4 separate regions of the Homo sapiens genome follow, and all the other regions are linked to region 3. A link is an interaction called in ENCODE POLR2A ChIA-PET data of the cell type or tissue named here. Cell type or tissue: Panc1. All regions are shown on one strand.

Region 1 (4,000 bases), 65 kb before region 3:
TGAGTGAGTTTGGCTGTTCAAGGCGAGAGAAGCTGGGGGTGGGGCAGGAGGAGGTGGTCCAGATATGGTAAGTCTGAACTTTGAAGGAGGTCATAGACTCCTTTTCAGTTCTGCTGAAGGCTGGGGACCCTCTCCCCAGAAAATCCCCATATGCCTGGACACCCTAAATGTGGCCTTTGAGGGCAAAGGTTGATGGACACCTCCCACCCCAGCCAGTCCCTTGGTCTCCAGATAGAGGAGCCCTGGCTGAAGAGCTAGGGCTGAGGACCAAGCAGAGCTTTGGGGGATGATCCTTTGCAGCTGACTGGCCCCAGACATTCAAAGGCTATCTGGTGTGGGAGGGAGAGGGGCATTGTTTTGGAGATGTCTGCTAAGGTGTTCTCTTGTTCTTTTAGGCATCCCCTGGCTCCAGGCTCTCCCAGTTCTGCAAACAAGGGGAGCATATCCTGTGCACAGCACACTAGAATAGAATATTAGAATATCAGGGGGTTGGGGGCTGAGCCAGAAACACCCAAGAAATGTAGGTTCTGGTGGAAAAGTCATTCTGTTTCATGGATGATTATGCCAAATGCCGCAAGAGAGGCTTCAGGGGACAAAGGAGAGCTGCTCATCCCCAGCTCTCCTTCGGAAGGGCTTCACGAAGGTGGTGGCTTTTGAACGGAGCCTCGAAAGATGAATGGAATTGACAGTGGCTTGGGTGGTGGGGGTGGGGGGAGGTGGGAGATGGAGGGGTGGGTAGGAGCAGAGAGATCTAGGTGGAGGGATTAAGGCACATGCACAGGGTGGCACTCGATGCTCTGAAGGACAGTCAGGTTTTCCTCCCTGCCCTGGCCCCGAGGTGTCTGAGCAGTGATTGATGTTAGCCCAGCGAGGAAGCCGGTGCTTCCCATTGGTGCAGGCTGGGTGGAGGAGGGCCTAGAGGCTATTTCTGTTGTTCAGATCAGAGGCAAAGAGGGCCCCAAGTAAGGCCATAGCTATGGGAACGAGGGGTTGTGGGTAGGACGCAATTTCACTGGCAGGTTCTCTGGGCCGGGGCACCTTAGTGTCCAGAGGGAGGAAGGGTGGGCAAGAATCCTAGATAACCCGAAGTTTCTAAGGCAGAATCCCGAGCATGATGGCGCCACCCGGGAAGGAGCAGGTTTGGGAGAGGAGGCGAGAGGGTTTGTTTTGGATGCACTGAGTTTGAGATGGCTGTGGGCCATCCCAGGAGGGAGATCAGGCAGGCTCTGGATCTCTGGATGAGAAGCCAGGGGCTTGGAGAGATTGTTTAGTGTCGTCTACACCCCAGTGACAGCCAGAGAGGTAGGAGTGGGGGTACTGGTGGAGGGAGCGGGCTTAGACTGAACTCTGAGGAATGCTGGCCTGAGGGAAGAGAGGCGGTGAAATGAGCACTGGGAAGGGGAAGAGGTGGTTGCTCAGGGTCGGGGAAGCCAAGGGAGGCTCAGCTGCTGCTGAGGCATCCACTAAGAGGAGGGCTGGGAAGAGGGTCCCTGGACAGAGCTGGAGCTGTGGGGCCCAGAGTTCAGAACTGAATGAGTCTGGAGTCCCACAGAAGCTTTCTGCTTTTAGGCACGGGGGAAGGAGATTGGAGAAGTAATGGATGCAGGCATAACTGATAGGCCAGGGCCCAGGGGAGCCGGGGGCGGGGGTAGGGGGTGACAGGGGGGCGGCGGGGGAGCACATCAAAGAATCAAAGTGCAGGTGGAGGAACGGCTGGCTCCCTTCCAGGAGAGGAAGAGAGACAGTGGGATGCACAACACAGAGCTCTTTGGAGGAGGGACGTGGAGCCCCCCATGTAAGCCTGCAACGAGGGGCCAGGTGGGGAGTAGGGCTGGGGGCTGCAGAGTCCAGAAGGATTGAGGCAGCTCCTGGGGGAGAGAGGAGACCTAAGAAGGGAGGAACCAGGGACTGTGAATAAAGGCATGAAACAGCCATGGGGCCACCACCCACAGGGAATCACTTGTCCAGTCAGCACATGTTCGTGCCTCTCTCTAGCGATACTCAGCACTTCCAGAGCCGCAGAGGAGAGGAGGAGGGCAAGGGCACTTACCTGGGCTGGGGCTGGGCAGGGCAGGAGCTCTTGAAAGTCTTCGTCAGAAGGGCAGCCTTTATGTGGCCTACTGTGGCCCACCATGGGCTAGACGCTGTGCAGGTGGACAAGGCACAGGGGCTGCAGCTCCAGCATTTTATTATTTATTTATTTTAAGAGATGGAATCCTGATCTGCCCCCTGGGCTGGAATACAGTGGCTTGATCATGGCTCACTACAGCCTGGAACTTCTGGGCTCAAGCGATCCTCCCACCCCAGCCTCCCCAGTAGCTGGGACTACGGGCACCTGCCACCATGCCTGGCTATAGCTCCAGAATTTTAAGTAGCAGGGGCCTTGGGTCAGCTGTCTTGAAGCTGAGTGGGCACCGTGAGTGTGCTGTGCCTAGTTAGCTTGTGTGTTTACTTTTGAGGGCTTCGGGGAGCTGGGAAATATCATGTCACCTACACCCCAATGACAGTGGAGAGGTGGGAGTGGGGGTGCTGGTGGGGGGAATAAGCGTAGAATGAACTCTGAGGAATGTTGCCCTGAGGGCAGAGAGGCAGTGACTGTGGCTAAAGCCTCTCCTTGGCACTGCCTCTGATTAGGAGGCCCTGGGGGCACCATGACACCTAGCAGTGTGCCCAGTGGGCAGGAGGGCACAGGAGGGGGGATCCAAACTGGAGAGCTTCCGGGGGCTGGGGAAGACCAGGACCATGATCTACATGATGAGGCCTGTGAGATTTCCAGGAAACCTCCTGCCACCGAGGTGTTCCCTGACTTCCCACACCTCCTTGAAGACTTGCCTCCCACTGACCCAGTGACCCTCACTGCCTCACTGCAGCCTGTCTGTGCCCCTGTCCTGGGTGGGTGGGAGCAGCAGGCAGGCCCATCAGAAGCAGAGGTGAGGTGAGCTGAGGAGTCTGAACAGAAGAGCAGAGATTTCAGGGTCAGTGGAGCAGGTGGAAGCTGGGGCGATGGCAGCTGGCTGGGGTCGGGCTTGGGCAGAGCACGAGTGACTGGTCCAAGCCTCTGCTCAGCTCTGACGAGGCCTGTCCAGCCCCTCATGCCCTCTCTGCAAGAGGCACATCACTGTCTGCCAGAGCTGGCTCTCAGGCCTCCTGCCTGGACTGCTGCAGTATCCTAATTGGTTTCTGTCTCTACCCTCCAAGCCGTCCACACGCTGCCACCACTGCAGCCAGATTAATCTTCTTCATACACTGCTTTGTACATCTCCTTCCTCCCTTCCCACCCGCCCCCAGGGCCTCAGTGGCAGCGTGGTAGGCAGAGACTTGTCCAGAGGGAGCAGAGGAAGGCTGTTCCACCTGGCCCTGCCGACCTTGTAGCCTTCTCTCCCACCAGCCCCTCTCACCCTCTGATCTGGGCAGACAACTTGATTCTTGGTTCTGCACTGTGCCCTGCACACCCCTTCCCTTGCTGTCCCCAGCTGGGGACACCCTCCATGGACATCCTCCCAGGCTGTCCTCCCCACTGGCCCACTGACCTCAGCCGGGATTGAGCTCCCGTGGCTCCTGGGTTTTGCCCCCAGTGTGGTGTTTAGTTGCAGCCTTGCAGATATCGGTCCTGCCTTCTGTGAGCTTGGCCCTGGGGCTGGGGTTTCTCACAGCCTTTCACTCCTTTGTTCTGTAGAGCAGCCTCCCAGGAGGTAGTGTTACCCTGTTTAACAGAAGAGGCCACTGGGGATCTGAGAGGCAAAGGGAATTGCCCAAGGTCACATAGGAAGAAAGTCTCAGAGTTGGTGGCACCTTTCTAACACCAGTGTTTGGCACACAGAAGGCACTTTTAGGGCTAGTTGATGGAGCAGCTATGAGGCTTGGGGAGCCCCGGTGCTGGGAAGTACTGAGCAGCTTAACGCTGCTGCAAGGTGACAGCCGGAGGGGAGGGGAGTGGAGGTGTTAGGAAATGGGAGATGGAGATTTACAGTCAACATCAGCACAGACAAGAGACCTGGGA
Region 2 (4,000 bases), 1.7 Mb before region 3:
GATTTCAGGGGAGTGGGCCTGGGAAGATCCCCCGCTCTTTCACAAACAGTCTTCCCGAGGTTTGGCAGGGAGAGGTGGTGAGGCCAGGACCTGAGGTCTCTTCTTTCCTGCCCTTCTCCTGACTCAGTGACTGTGCTGTGCATGCAGTCATCAATATTAGAAACCCTGTCCCTGAAACCCCTCCTAGCACCCCTCCCGTTTCTCCAAGGCTTCTTCCTTAAGCTTGGGCTGACCTCCAGGAGTTTGCTCAATGAAGACCCCTCTTTGAACTCTGAGAGGAAGAGGATGCTTATCTCAGGTCCTTGCTCTGCTCTGGGGTCAGGGAGAGGGAACAAAGAGGTGGGGGCGGGGCAGGAGGCTTGGCTCCCTCCCTTCCCTCTGCGCCCTGACTCACCTCTGTGGCTCCACTGCCTCCTCCTCCTTCCTATTAGCTTGACTGGCCAGCTCCAGCGCCCGAGCCTCCCTCTGGGTGATGTTGTGTTTCCAGCTGGGAAGATAAAGATTAGAGAGTGGGCAAGCTGCGGAGACTCCAGTCTAGGGACACTTGAATCTTTTAATATCTGAACCCCAAAAGCAGAGGGTACCTTTTTCCACTCAACCCCACCTAACAGTGGTCTTCAGCTGCCTCCACCAGTGAACAGCTTTTCAGAATCTACCGTGCTGACCAGAGAGGGCGGGGAAAGAGACTTGGCATAGAGCAGGGAGAAGGACGAGGACAGTTAATCTTCTCTTCATTTTTTTTGGTGTGTGTGTGAGAGACAGGGTCTGGCTGTATTGCCCAGGCTGGAGTGCAGGGGCACCATCTCAGCTCACTGCAACCTCTGCCTCCCAGGCTGAAGCCATCTTCCCATCTCAGCCTCCCGAGTAGCTGAAACTACAGGCAGGCATCACCACACCCAGCTGATTTTTGTACTTTTTGTTTGCCATGTTGCCCAGGCTGTTCTCGAATGAACTCGTGAGCTCAAACAATCCACCTACCTGGGCCTCCCAAAGTGCTGGGATTACAGGTGTGAGCCACCATGAACAGCCAATCCTATTTTCTTTCCTTTTTCTTTGAGACGGAGTCTCGCTCTGTTGCCAGGCTGGGGTGCAGTGGTGCAATCTCAGCTCACTGCAACGTCCGCCTCCAGGGTTCAAGCAATTCTCATGCCTCAGCCTCCCGAGTAGCTGGAATTACAGGCACGTGCCACCACACCCAGCTAATCTTTGTATTTTTAGTAGAGACGGGATTTCACCATGTTGGCCAGGAGGGCCTCAAGCTCCTGACCTCGTGATTTGCCCGCCTCAGCCTCCCAAAGTGCTGGGATTACAGGTGTGAGCTACTGGGCCTGGCCCTAGCCAATCCTGTTTTCAAAGTCTAAAGTGGCCACCGCCAAGCAAGCAGTCATTAGAAGGAGCTCGTCTCTCCCTTGCTTCATCCTCAGACCCCTGGGGATCCTCTCTGAGCTCCCATACATCTTCTGACTCCTCCCCTTTGAAGTAAAGGATTAGGGCCAACACAGTGGCTCACACTTGTAATCCCAGCACTTTGGGAGGCCGAGGAGGGCAGATCACGAGGTCAGGAGATCGAGACCATCCAGGCCAACACGGTGAAGCCCCGTCTCTACTAAAAAAATGCAAAAAAATTATCCGTGCATGGTGGCGGGCACCTGTAGTCCCAGCTACTCAGGAGGCTGAGGCAGGAGAATGACGTGAACCCGGGAGGCGGAGCTTGCAGTGAGCCAAGATTGTGCCACTGCACTCCAGCCTGGGTGACAGAGCAAAAAAAATCCGTCTCAAAAAAAAAGAAGTAAAGGATTAGGGAATAGCCCTGGTCCCTACCCCTAGCCTAGACTGGTGCCCAAGTCAGGGTCCTGGCCAGAGCTACCATGTCTGACTCCCCATCCTTGCCTGGTGAAAGGTGCCACCCAGGCTGGGTGTGGTGGCTCACACCTGTAATCCCAGCACTTTGGGAGGCCAAGGCAGGTGGATCACCTGAGGTCAGGAGTTCGAGACCTGCCTGACCAACATGGAACCCCGTCTCTACTAAAAATACAAAATTAGGCCAGGCGCAGTGGCTTATGCCTGTAATCCCAGCACTTTGGGAGGCTGAGGTGGGCGGATCACGAGGTCAGGAGTTTGAGAACCAGACTGGTCAACATGGTGAAACCCTGTCTCTACTGAAAAAAAAAAAAAAAATTAGCCAGGTATGGTGGCGCGTACCTGTAGTCCCAGCTACTCAGGAGGCTGAGGCAGAAGAATCGCTTGAACCCAGGAGGTGGAAGTTGCAGTGAGCCAAGATCGAGCCACTGCACTCCAGCCTGGGCAACAGAGCTAGACTTCGTCTCAAAAGAACAACAAAAAAATACAAAATTAGCCAGGCGTGGTGGCACATGCCTGTAATCCTAGCTACTCGGGAGGCTGAGGCAGGAGAATCGCTTGAATCCAGGAGGTGGAGGGTGGAGGTTGTAGTGAGCAAAGATTGCGCCATTGCACTCCAGCCTGGGCAACAAGAGCAAAACTCTGTCTCAAAAAAAAAAAAAAAAAAAAAAGAGAGAGAGAGGCGGGGTATGGTGGCTCACGCCTGTAATCCCAGCACTTGGGAGGCCGAGGCAGGTGGATCACGAGGTCAGATCGAGACCATCCTAGCTAACACGGTGAAACCCCGTATCTACTGAAAATACAAAAAAAAAAAAAAATTAGCCGGGCATGGTGGCAGTTGCCTGTAGTCCCAGCTACTCAGGAGGCTGAGGCAGGAGAATGGCGTGAACCCGGGAGGCGGAGCTTGCAGTGAGCCGAGATCGCGCCACTGCACTCCAGCCTGGGCGAAAGAGTGAGACTCCATCTCAAAAAAAAAAAAAAAAAAGAAAAGAAAAAGAAAGGTGCCACCTGGGGTTGTGCATCATGTGGCCTGTGTGGCCACAGCCGGTGGCCTCCTCTGAAGGTAGGAAGGCAGAGCCCGGCACAGGGAACAGGAGGAGTGTAAGCAGCGACTCACTCATTCTTCTTCCCCTTTTGGGCCAGCAGCCAGTTCACAAAGTCTTGTTGGTGAATCTTGTCCATGGCAATACTGTAGTCACTGATGAAAGTCCCTTCCGCGTACCTGGGGCCTCGAGGTTGAGGGCTGCTCACCTTAGCATGAGATCCAACAGGCAGGGAGGGGAGAGCGCTGGAAACAAGGGTGCGGAGAAGGGGCAGAGATGGGGGGAGAATCACAATGCTAGGGTAAATGACTGTCACTAACAGGAGGCAGACACTTGAAAACAAACCAGTCCGTTTTTATGGAGACTCCCTGTGGATCCACTCCCCCACCCCACCCCAGGCTTTATCCTCAGCTCCAGGGCCCACTTCCTGCAGCCTCAGTGTGTGTGGCTCTGGATTCTGGGCAAAAAGAGATCACGGGGCCAGGGGCGGTGGCTCATGCCTGTAATCCCAACACTTTGGGAGGCCAAGGCAGGCGGATCACCTGAGGTCGGGATCGAGACCAGCCTGACCAACATGGAGAAATCCCGTCTCTACTAATAATACAAAAATTAGCCAGGCGTTGGCAGGGCGTGGTGGCTTACGCCTGTAATCCCAGCACTTTGGGAGGCTGAGGCGGGCGGATTACAAGGTCAGGAGATCGAGACCATCCTGGCTAACACAGTGAAACCCCGTCTCTACTAAAAATACAAAAAATTAGCCAGGCATGGTGGTGGGCGCCTGTAGCCCCGGCTACTCGGGAGGCTGAGGCAGGAGAATGGCGTGAACCCGGGAGGCGGAGCTTGCAGTGAGCTGAGATTGCGCCAGTGCACTCCAGCCTGGGAGACAGAGCGAGACTCCGTCTCAAAAAAAAAAAAATTAGCCAGGCGTGGTGGCACATGCCTGTAATCCCAGCTACTCAGGAGGCTGAGGCAGGAGAATCACTTGAACCTGGGAGGTGGAGGTTGCAGTGAGCTGAAATCGTGCCATTGCACTCCAGCCTGGGGAACAAGAGCAAAACTTCGTCTCAATAAAAAAAAAAAAAAAAAAGGCTGGGTGC
Region 3 (4,000 bases):
GGTGGTGGAAGCCTGTAATCCCAGCTACTCGGGAGGCTGAGGCAGGAGAATCACCTGAATCCCAGAGGCGGAGGTTGCTGTGAGCTGAGATCACACCACTGCACACCAGCCTGGGAGACAGAGCAAGACTCTGCCCAAAAGAAAAAAAAAAATTGTAGTTGGAAGGACTTCTGGTTCTATAGGGTGGATTGAACACAAGACTTTATCTCCAGTCCTTCCTGATTTTCCATCAAAGTGACAGTAAGGAATAAAGAATGTAAACCTACAAGGACAAAGAGAAGAGGAGACAACAGCAGACAAGATATTAACACCTTTTTGGAAAGTGAGAAACAGGTTGAGGAGTGATCACTGACACAGCAGAGAACAACTGAAACCAAAGGCCATTTGGAGTCTGTAAAAGCTCGGGGATTGGAGGGCTGAAGGAGGCAAGGGGAAGAGCAGGGCTGAAAGCAGCGGCTGCTAGGAGAATGCATAAGGAGAGATGAAACACCCAAGATACTTATCCATCTCCTCTCAAAGCCAGGCAAATTCCAGCCACCTCACAGAAGACCAGCAGTTTATTCTGTGGAATTAAGTAAAAGTCTGCATACTGAAGGATAGAACCCTCAGCCCTCACTCCTAAATTGGTCCCAGAGAAAAGACCTCCAGATTCTTCCAGTTGTTGGGGGAGTCTTCCCTAAAGGACCAGGTTCCTACTTGATCACTCTGCAGTGAAGCCCAACAGCCAATAAGCTTGGTCCTCGGTACTCTGTCTTCAGTAGCTGTTTCTTGGTCCTTGGTCCTTGGTACTCTCACTCATCATTGTTCACAGATTGCCCTGAGGAGTCCCAGATCCAGTCCCAAATCCACCTGCCCCCAACACACAGAGCAGCCAACTCTTTAGTGTCTTACTCCAAAATATTGAGACAGCCAAGCCGCAAGAATCACCACAGGTCGGGTGCAGTGACTCACGCCTGTAATCCCAGCACTTTGGGAGGCCGAGGCAGGCGGATCACTTGAAGTCAGGAGTTCGAGACCAGCCTGGCCAACATGGCAAAACCCCTCTACTAAAAATACAAAAATTAGCTGGGCATTGTGACACGTGCCTGTAATCCCAGCTACTCGGGAGGCTGAGGCAGGAGAATTTCTTGAACCTCAGAGGCAGAGGTTGCAGTGAGCTGAGATCGTACTACCACACTCCAGCCTGGGCGACAGAGGGAGACTCCATCTCAAAAAAAAAAAAAAAAAGTCACCACACATTTGAGGAAAAATTCTGTTAAAATAAAAACTTTAGACAAATTAAATTTAGCAGAGTTTATCTGAGCAAAGAACAATTCATGAATCAGCCAGCATCCTGAACCAGTAGAGGTTCACAGAGTTTTACCACCCAGCAGTATGGGCAGGCAGTATTAATGGACAGAGAAAGGAATTGATGTATAGAAACAGCTTGATTGGCGACAGATCAGTATTTGCCTTATTTGGGCATGGTGCAATGAGGTGTTTGCCTTATGTGGACATGTTCTGATGATCTGGCAGCTTGTGATTGGCTGAAAATTCTGCTATATTTGGCTGAGACTTGGCTGCTTATTGTAAGAATATACTCTCAAGTTACGTTGCAGTTTGTTTACATATTGAATTATGCTACAGTCCACTATGTATGGAGTCAGCTTTATACCTGGGTGACAGAGTGAGACTTTGTCAAAAAAAGAAGGAGAGGAGAGGAGAGAGAGGAGAGAGATGAGGGGTGGGGAGGGGAAGGGAGGAAAGGAGAAAGGAAGGAAGGAAAGAAGGAAGGGAGGGAGGGAAGGGAAGGAGGGAGGGAAGAAGGGAAAGAAAGAAGGAAGGAAGGAAGGAAGAAAGAGAGAGAGAGAAAGGAAGGAAGGAAGGAAATAGGCAACACATAAAATAAATTTTTTTAATAGGATCACAGGTCACTGTGAACAATAGCCGTTCATTAAATGACTTCGGAGGCATATACAAAAAGTTACATAGTTGTAGAAAAAGCTTAGCTGTTTTAATAGCGAGTTCTCAGTTTTCTTAAGTGATCAAAAACCTAACAAAGACAGCATGAAGCACAGGAAATTATCTGGGTAGAACACAGAATCTTTGTTTTCTAGGCCAACTACCTAAAGAGAAAGAAAAACATTTTACAATTTCCTATTATGATCAGACCAATAATCTAAGAACACCATGTTGTTTTAATGGAGAGAACCAAATTCTAGTTTTGCATCAGTGTAATTTTGATATTAATGCTAGCTCTTATCGCCCAGGCTGGAGTGCAATGGTGCAATCTCTGCTTACTGCAACCTCCGCCTCCCGGGTTCAAGTGATTCTCCTGCCTCAGCCTCTCAAGTAGCTGGGATTACAGGCGCCTGCCACCACACCCGGCTTATTTTTTGTATTTTTAGTAGAGATGGGGTTTCACCATGTTGGCCAGGCTGGGCTCGAACTCCTGACCTCAAGTGATCCACCCGCCTCTGCCTCCCAAAGTCCTGGGATTACAGGCGTGAGCCACTGCACCCGGTCGCTAACTTTTATTCTTAAAAAACTTGTAAATAATTACCTCCTAATCTTAACCAGCTTGATCACCCATAAAATTTCTTTCACAAGATTCATCTTCCACAAACCTCCTACAACTCTTATATCCATTCACTTTTTGTCCTATACTTTCCTCTTCTCATTTTCGAAAAATCAGTCATTTCACTTTAGGACAAAATTTATTCTCTTTTTCCGTTATCAAAACAAAACATCCTCACGTCTTATAGCTTTTCCTTAGCTTCCTTTGTATATTTCTTTTTCATATATTCCTTTTTCTTACCTTCCTTGTATATTTTCATATAGATTTTCCCCCTTATTGTTTCTAGTAATTGTAGCTACATATATTAATTAGAATTCTTAACCCCGGCCAGGTACAGTGGCTCATGCCTGTAATCCCAGCACTTTGGAGTCCGAGGTAGGCAGATCACTTGAGGGCAGAAGTTCAAGACCGGCCTGGCTGACATGCTGAAACCCTGTCTCTATTAAAAATACAAAAATTGGCTGGGCGTGGTGGCGGGCACCTGTAATCCCAGCTACTGGGGAGGCTCAGGCAGGAGAATTACCTGAACCCAGGAGGTGGAGGTTGCAGTGAGTCAAGATTGAGCCACTGCACTCCAGCCTGGGTGACAGCGCGAGACTCCATCTCAGAAAAAAAAAAAAAAAAAAAGAATTCTTAACCCTTAGTGACCTTAATTTCCATGGACATTAGAAAGTAAGCATTTGTGAATTGTGTGTCACACCAGCTGTAGATTGGTAAATCTATGAACCATAATGTCTAGAAGCATGAGCTTTCTCATAGTACAATTTGTCAGTGTGGCACAGAACATGTTTCTCAATGGTCCAAAATGTCTTTAAGTCTCTCTGTAAAAATAAACTGTAAAGGAGGCAAAATTTCATTTGTATCCCTTTAGGTTTTTTGTTTGTTTGTTTTGTGAGGCCTGAAAACTAAATTGTTGTTTGTACAGATTTCCCTCCTCCTCAACTTTCTATTCTTGATGCTAAGAGTGTTAAAACCTTCTGGTGGCTGAGCGTGGTGGCTCACGCCTGTAATCCTAGCACTTTGGGAGGCTGAGGCAGGTGGAACACTTGACCTCAGGATTTCGAGACCAGCCTGGGCAACATGGTGAAACCCCATCTCTACAAAAAATACAAAAATTAGCTGGATGTGGTAGCTTGTGTCTGTAGTCCCAGATACTTTGGCGGGGCTGAGGCGGGAGGATTGCTTGAGCCCAGGAGGCAGAGGTTGCAGTGAGCCGAGATCTTGCCACTTGCACTCCAGAGTAGGCGATAGAGACCCTATTTCAAAAAAGTAATAATAAAACCTTCTGGTATAGGAAGGACATCTTTTACATGGGAATTTTATCTTACATTCATTTAACTCACTTATTTTCAACACTTATGCTTGGATTGCCTATAAAGATGAGATAATAAACAACTAGTCATCATTTTGTTTTTCTTGCTGACAAATTTTATAATATAAAGA
Region 4 (4,000 bases), 74 kb after region 3:
TTTTATGTCATCTCAGCCGTAATCTGCTTTGCTTTCAGTTTTAGTACTTTTCACTAATTTTAACTTTCAGTGTTTATTACTAAAGTATTTAATGCCTTAATGACAGATTGCACTTCACTCTAGATTGAAGGATTTCAAGTCAGTTACTGGCATTTCAGATTGATATCTGCAGGGAAAATGTTGGTAGTGTTGAGCAAAAACAAAGCACATGGTCTCATCTAAATAGGTGGAATTATTGTATAATGAAGCTGGGGAAGCTGTTGATATCGTTTCCGGGTCATCTGCATATTCTTGTACTGTTGGCTGTTAGTGCTAAACCTGCAGGGATGGGCAAACCCATTATATGCTGAAAAGGAGTCACCTTTTCTATAGCCTAATATTTTAACATATTTTTGCATTCCTGTTCTATCTGGAAATTTTTCTTGGCCATACTTGCATTAAATGGAAGAAGCCATTTCAGCTGGATGGGGCCCTTGTTTTTTTTTTTGGAATAGAGATAAATACCAAAATAAGGAAAGGAAGCAACCATTAATTAAAAGACAGTTGCCGTGGCATCTGTAAGTATTTAACAGTCAAAATGCTAACTTTACCTAGTATTAAAGGTAGTCCCTAGATAGCTGTATTTGACCTGTGGAATTTGTTTTAAATGCATATTTCTGTACTTCAACCCCTTCAACTCCCCTTCCCAGAGAGTCAGATTCTGTCTGTCTTGGGGAAGGGTCCCAGTATCTGCATTTTTTATGGCTCCTCTTATGCATTCTTTTTTTTTTTTTTTTTTTTTTTTGAGACGGCGTCTTGCTCTGTCTCCCAGGCTGGAGTGCAATGGCGTGATTTTGGCTCATTGCACCCTCCGCCTCCCGGGTTCAAGCGATTCTCCTGCTTCAGCCTCCCCAGTAGCTGGAACTACAGGCGCCCTCCACCACGCCCAGCTAATTTTTATATTTTTAATAGAGATGGGGTTTCACCATGTTGGCCAGGATGGTCTCGATCTATTGACCTCGTGATCTGCCCGCCTCGGCCTCCCAAAGTGCTGGGATTACAGGCGCGAGCCACCGCGCCCGGCCGGCTCCTCTTATGCATTCTAAAGTTTGTGACCTACTGTTTCCTGACCCATCCTGATTAGTCCTGGGCTTTTAATTGTGCATATCTGCACAATTAAATCTTAATTGGTATTAATTTGGTAGTAGATTCTAATACTGTACTTTTTTCTCCTTTTCATGATGGGTAATAAGTGAGCAAGCAGCACTTGCGAAGCGCAGTTTCAAGTGAAGGATGCATCTGTGATGCAAAATCATCGACCATTTATTTGTAATGGTGTGTATGTAACCTTCACCAAGGTATTTTACTGGGGCTAGTGCTTTTACAGGCATTTCCAACTTTGTAGATTGCTACCTCTGGATCTGAGAAACTGCAGCTAAAGTGAAGTCGGCTTTAATACTGTTTCATGGATTCATTGGTACACCCTCCCACCGTGTTTATTTGTATTTTGCAATTGTTTGAGATTATTGTTTTGGTTTTTTGCACTAAGCAATTGCTTGGTTAATCCTAAACAACCACAGTGATGAGGAAAGCATGTGATTGTAACTAACTGCCTAGGGTGAGTACCTTTCAGTGAGGGTTTGATTTCAGTGTTAGCCAGAGAAGGCACTAGTAGCCATATTATTAGAAGATTGTAGTAAATTGTAAAGTCTGATCGGGAGTTTTGTTATTTTTTATGTAGCAAGACAGAAATTTTGTAGTTCAAATTGAGGTTTTTATATTCTAGATCTCAACCTGAAAATGAAATTACTTAATCATTAACACTGATTCTAATATCTGAAATGAGTTTTCTTCCATTTATCAAACTCAAGCCTACCCTTCCTTCCATGAAGGTTTAACATGAAGGTTTAATAATTTATGAAGGAAATTGAACTATGTTCTTTTCTAAAATCTTTGGAATGTTAGCAGATACTGTCATTGACACTGAAAAGTTGTTTAGAAAAGGAAAAATAGCTAAAGCTTCTGTCCACATTTTTTACTTGTATACTTTTTCTTTTTGCTTTAAAAATGTTCAGAATTTGGGAGCAAAAATTGAAAGCAAAAAACTAGTAATTATAATGCATGATGGCATCTATTAATATGTATTTTACTAGTTTTCATTCAGAGTCACCAAAATGTTCATAGTAACTTACTATGTTACTATGGAGTAAGATAGAAAAGCATTTTCTACCCTGCTCCCTGCCCCCCCCCCTTTTTTTTTTTGAGACAGAGTCTAGCTCTGTCACCCAGGCTGGAGTGTAGTGGCATGATCTTGGCTCACTGCAACCTCCACCTCCTGGCCTCAGCGTCCCGAGTAATTGGGATTGCAGGTGTGGGCCACCACGCCCGGCTAATTTTTGTATTTTTAGTCGACAGGGTTTTGCCATATTGGCCAGGCTGGTCTTGAACTCCTGACCTCAAGTGATCGGTCCGCCTCAGTCTCCCAAAGTGCTGAGGTTACAGGCGTGAGCCACTGCGCCCGGCTGGCATTTCCTACCTTACTCCATAGTAAAATAGTAAGTGTTGGCTTCTCAGAATTGCCAGCAGTCCATGTGTTATATGTGTATGTAATTGCTATTTGCTTTTCTTCCCAAAACATACAGAATTAGAGTGAATAGTATAATAAATTGAACTCCCCATGTACCCATGCCCAATTTAGCAATATTAGCACATAGTCAATATTATTTCCTCTGTATCCCTTCCATTATTTTGAAGCAATTCTGTTATTGTCAACCTTAAAGCGGTCATTGTATATCTGTAAAATACAAGGACTTTAAAAAAAAAACATAGCCGACCGGGCATGGTGGGTCACCTGTAATCTCAACATTGGGAGGCCAAGGCAGGCAGATCACTTGAGGCCAGGAGTTCGAGACCAGCCTGGCCAACATGGTGAAACCCTGTCTCTAATAAAAAATAAAAAAATTAGCTGGGCGTAGTGGTGCATTCCTGTAATCCCAGCTACTCTGGAGGTTGAGGCAGGAGGATCCTTTCAACCCAGGAGGCAGAGGTTGCAGTGAGCCGAGATGGTGCCACCACAGTCCAGCCTGGGCAACAGAGTGACACTCTGTCTCAAAAAAAAAATAGAATAAAATAACCACAATACCATAATCACTGAAAATTATAGTAAGGTATTTCGTAAATCTTTGGTTGCTTTAGGAAAATTGTGTGTGTGTGTGTGTGTGTGTGTGTGTGTGTGTCATTATATATGTTATTAGCCTTGATTTCCTCACAAAAGGAGAAGGTAGCTTAAGTTTGTAAATTTGACTTTTTTGCTAATACAGTTCTTCGTTTTATGAAATATTTTCTCTTTTTTTTTTTTTTTTTACCCCCGAGATGGAGTCTTGCTCTGTTGCCCAGGTTGGAGTGCAGTGGTGTGATCTCAGCTCACTGCAACCTCCACCTCCCGGGTTCAAGCGATTCTCCTGCCTCAGCCTCCAGAGTAGGTGGAATTACAGGTGCATGCCACCATGCCTGACTAATTTTTGTGTTGTTGTAGAGATGGGGTTTCACCATGTTTGCCGGGCTGGTCTTGAACTTTTGACAACAAGTGATCCTCCCTCGGCCTCCCAAAGTGCTGGGATTACAGGGGTGAGCCACCATGCCCAGCCTTTCTCTTCATTTCTTATAGTAAGTTAGGAAAATTGTTGTATTCATTTATCCAACAAAAATGTATTGCTCGGCTGGGAGCGGTGGCTCACGCCTGTAATCCTAGCACTTTGCGAGGCTGAGGCGGGTGGATCACCTGAGCTCAGGAGTTTGAGACCAGCCTGGCCAACATGGCGAAACCCTGTCTCTACTAAAAATACAAAAATTAGCCAGGTGTGGTGGCGCACGCCTGTAATCCCAGCTACTCGGGAGGCTGAGGAAGGAGAATCGCTTGAACCCGGGAGGTGGAGGTTGCAGTGAGCCGAGATCACGCCACTGCATTCCAGCCTGCGTGACAGGAGCAAGACTCCATTTCAAAAAAAAAATTAAAAGTATT

What was found. Peaks named below come from ENCODE experiments on the same cell type or tissue, not always from the same donor. Only the 100,000 strongest peaks of a DNase experiment are listed, where the experiment ranks them.
Region 1: POLR2A ChIA-PET joins it to region 3 with 6 read pairs; 4 of 35 experiments call an interaction of 5 or more read pairs at or near these places.
Region 2: POLR2A ChIA-PET joins it to region 3 with 9 read pairs; 1 of 35 experiments calls an interaction of 5 or more read pairs at or near these places.
Region 4: POLR2A ChIA-PET joins it to region 3 with 6 read pairs; 11 of 35 experiments call an interaction of 5 or more read pairs at or near these places.

What each region holds. Positions count from the first base shown.
Region 1 is chr17:50,582,958-50,586,957 of GRCh38, forward strand. The region is part of intron 9 of CACNA1G (calcium voltage-gated channel subunit alpha1 G); the gene reads left to right. Among named protein-coding and RNA genes, the nearest start is that of CACNA1G-AS1, 23 kb to the left of the region's middle. In Panc1, no CTCF peak of the experiment used is centred here; no DNase peak of the experiment used is centred here.
Region 2 is chr17:48,961,333-48,965,332 of GRCh38, forward strand. It overlaps GIP (gastric inhibitory polypeptide), which reads right to left. Exons shown (of 6, transcript NM_004123.3): 3 at 2,978-3,148; 4 at 395-487. Among named protein-coding and RNA genes, the nearest start is that of GIP, 5.3 kb to the right of the region's middle. RefSeq lists an enhancer at 3,169-3,718. In Panc1, no CTCF peak of the experiment used is centred here; no DNase peak of the experiment used is centred here; H3K4me3 peaks cover 389 bases; H3K27ac peaks cover 850 bases.
Region 3 is chr17:50,647,902-50,651,901 of GRCh38, forward strand. All of the region lies in intron 1 of ABCC3 (ATP binding cassette subfamily C member 3), which reads left to right. Among named protein-coding and RNA genes, the nearest start is that of ABCC3, 15 kb to the left of the region's middle. In Panc1, no CTCF peak of the experiment used is centred here; a DNase peak (open chromatin) is centred at 1,530; H3K27ac peaks cover 3,091 bases.
Region 4 is chr17:50,721,432-50,725,431 of GRCh38, forward strand. All of the region lies in intron 1 of LUC7L3 (LUC7 like 3 pre-mRNA splicing factor), which reads left to right. Among named protein-coding and RNA genes, the nearest start is that of LUC7L3, 3.8 kb to the left of the region's middle. RefSeq lists an enhancer at 3,505-4,000. In Panc1, no CTCF peak of the experiment used is centred here; no DNase peak of the experiment used is centred here; H3K4me3 peaks cover 1,519 bases; H3K27ac peaks cover 1,254 bases.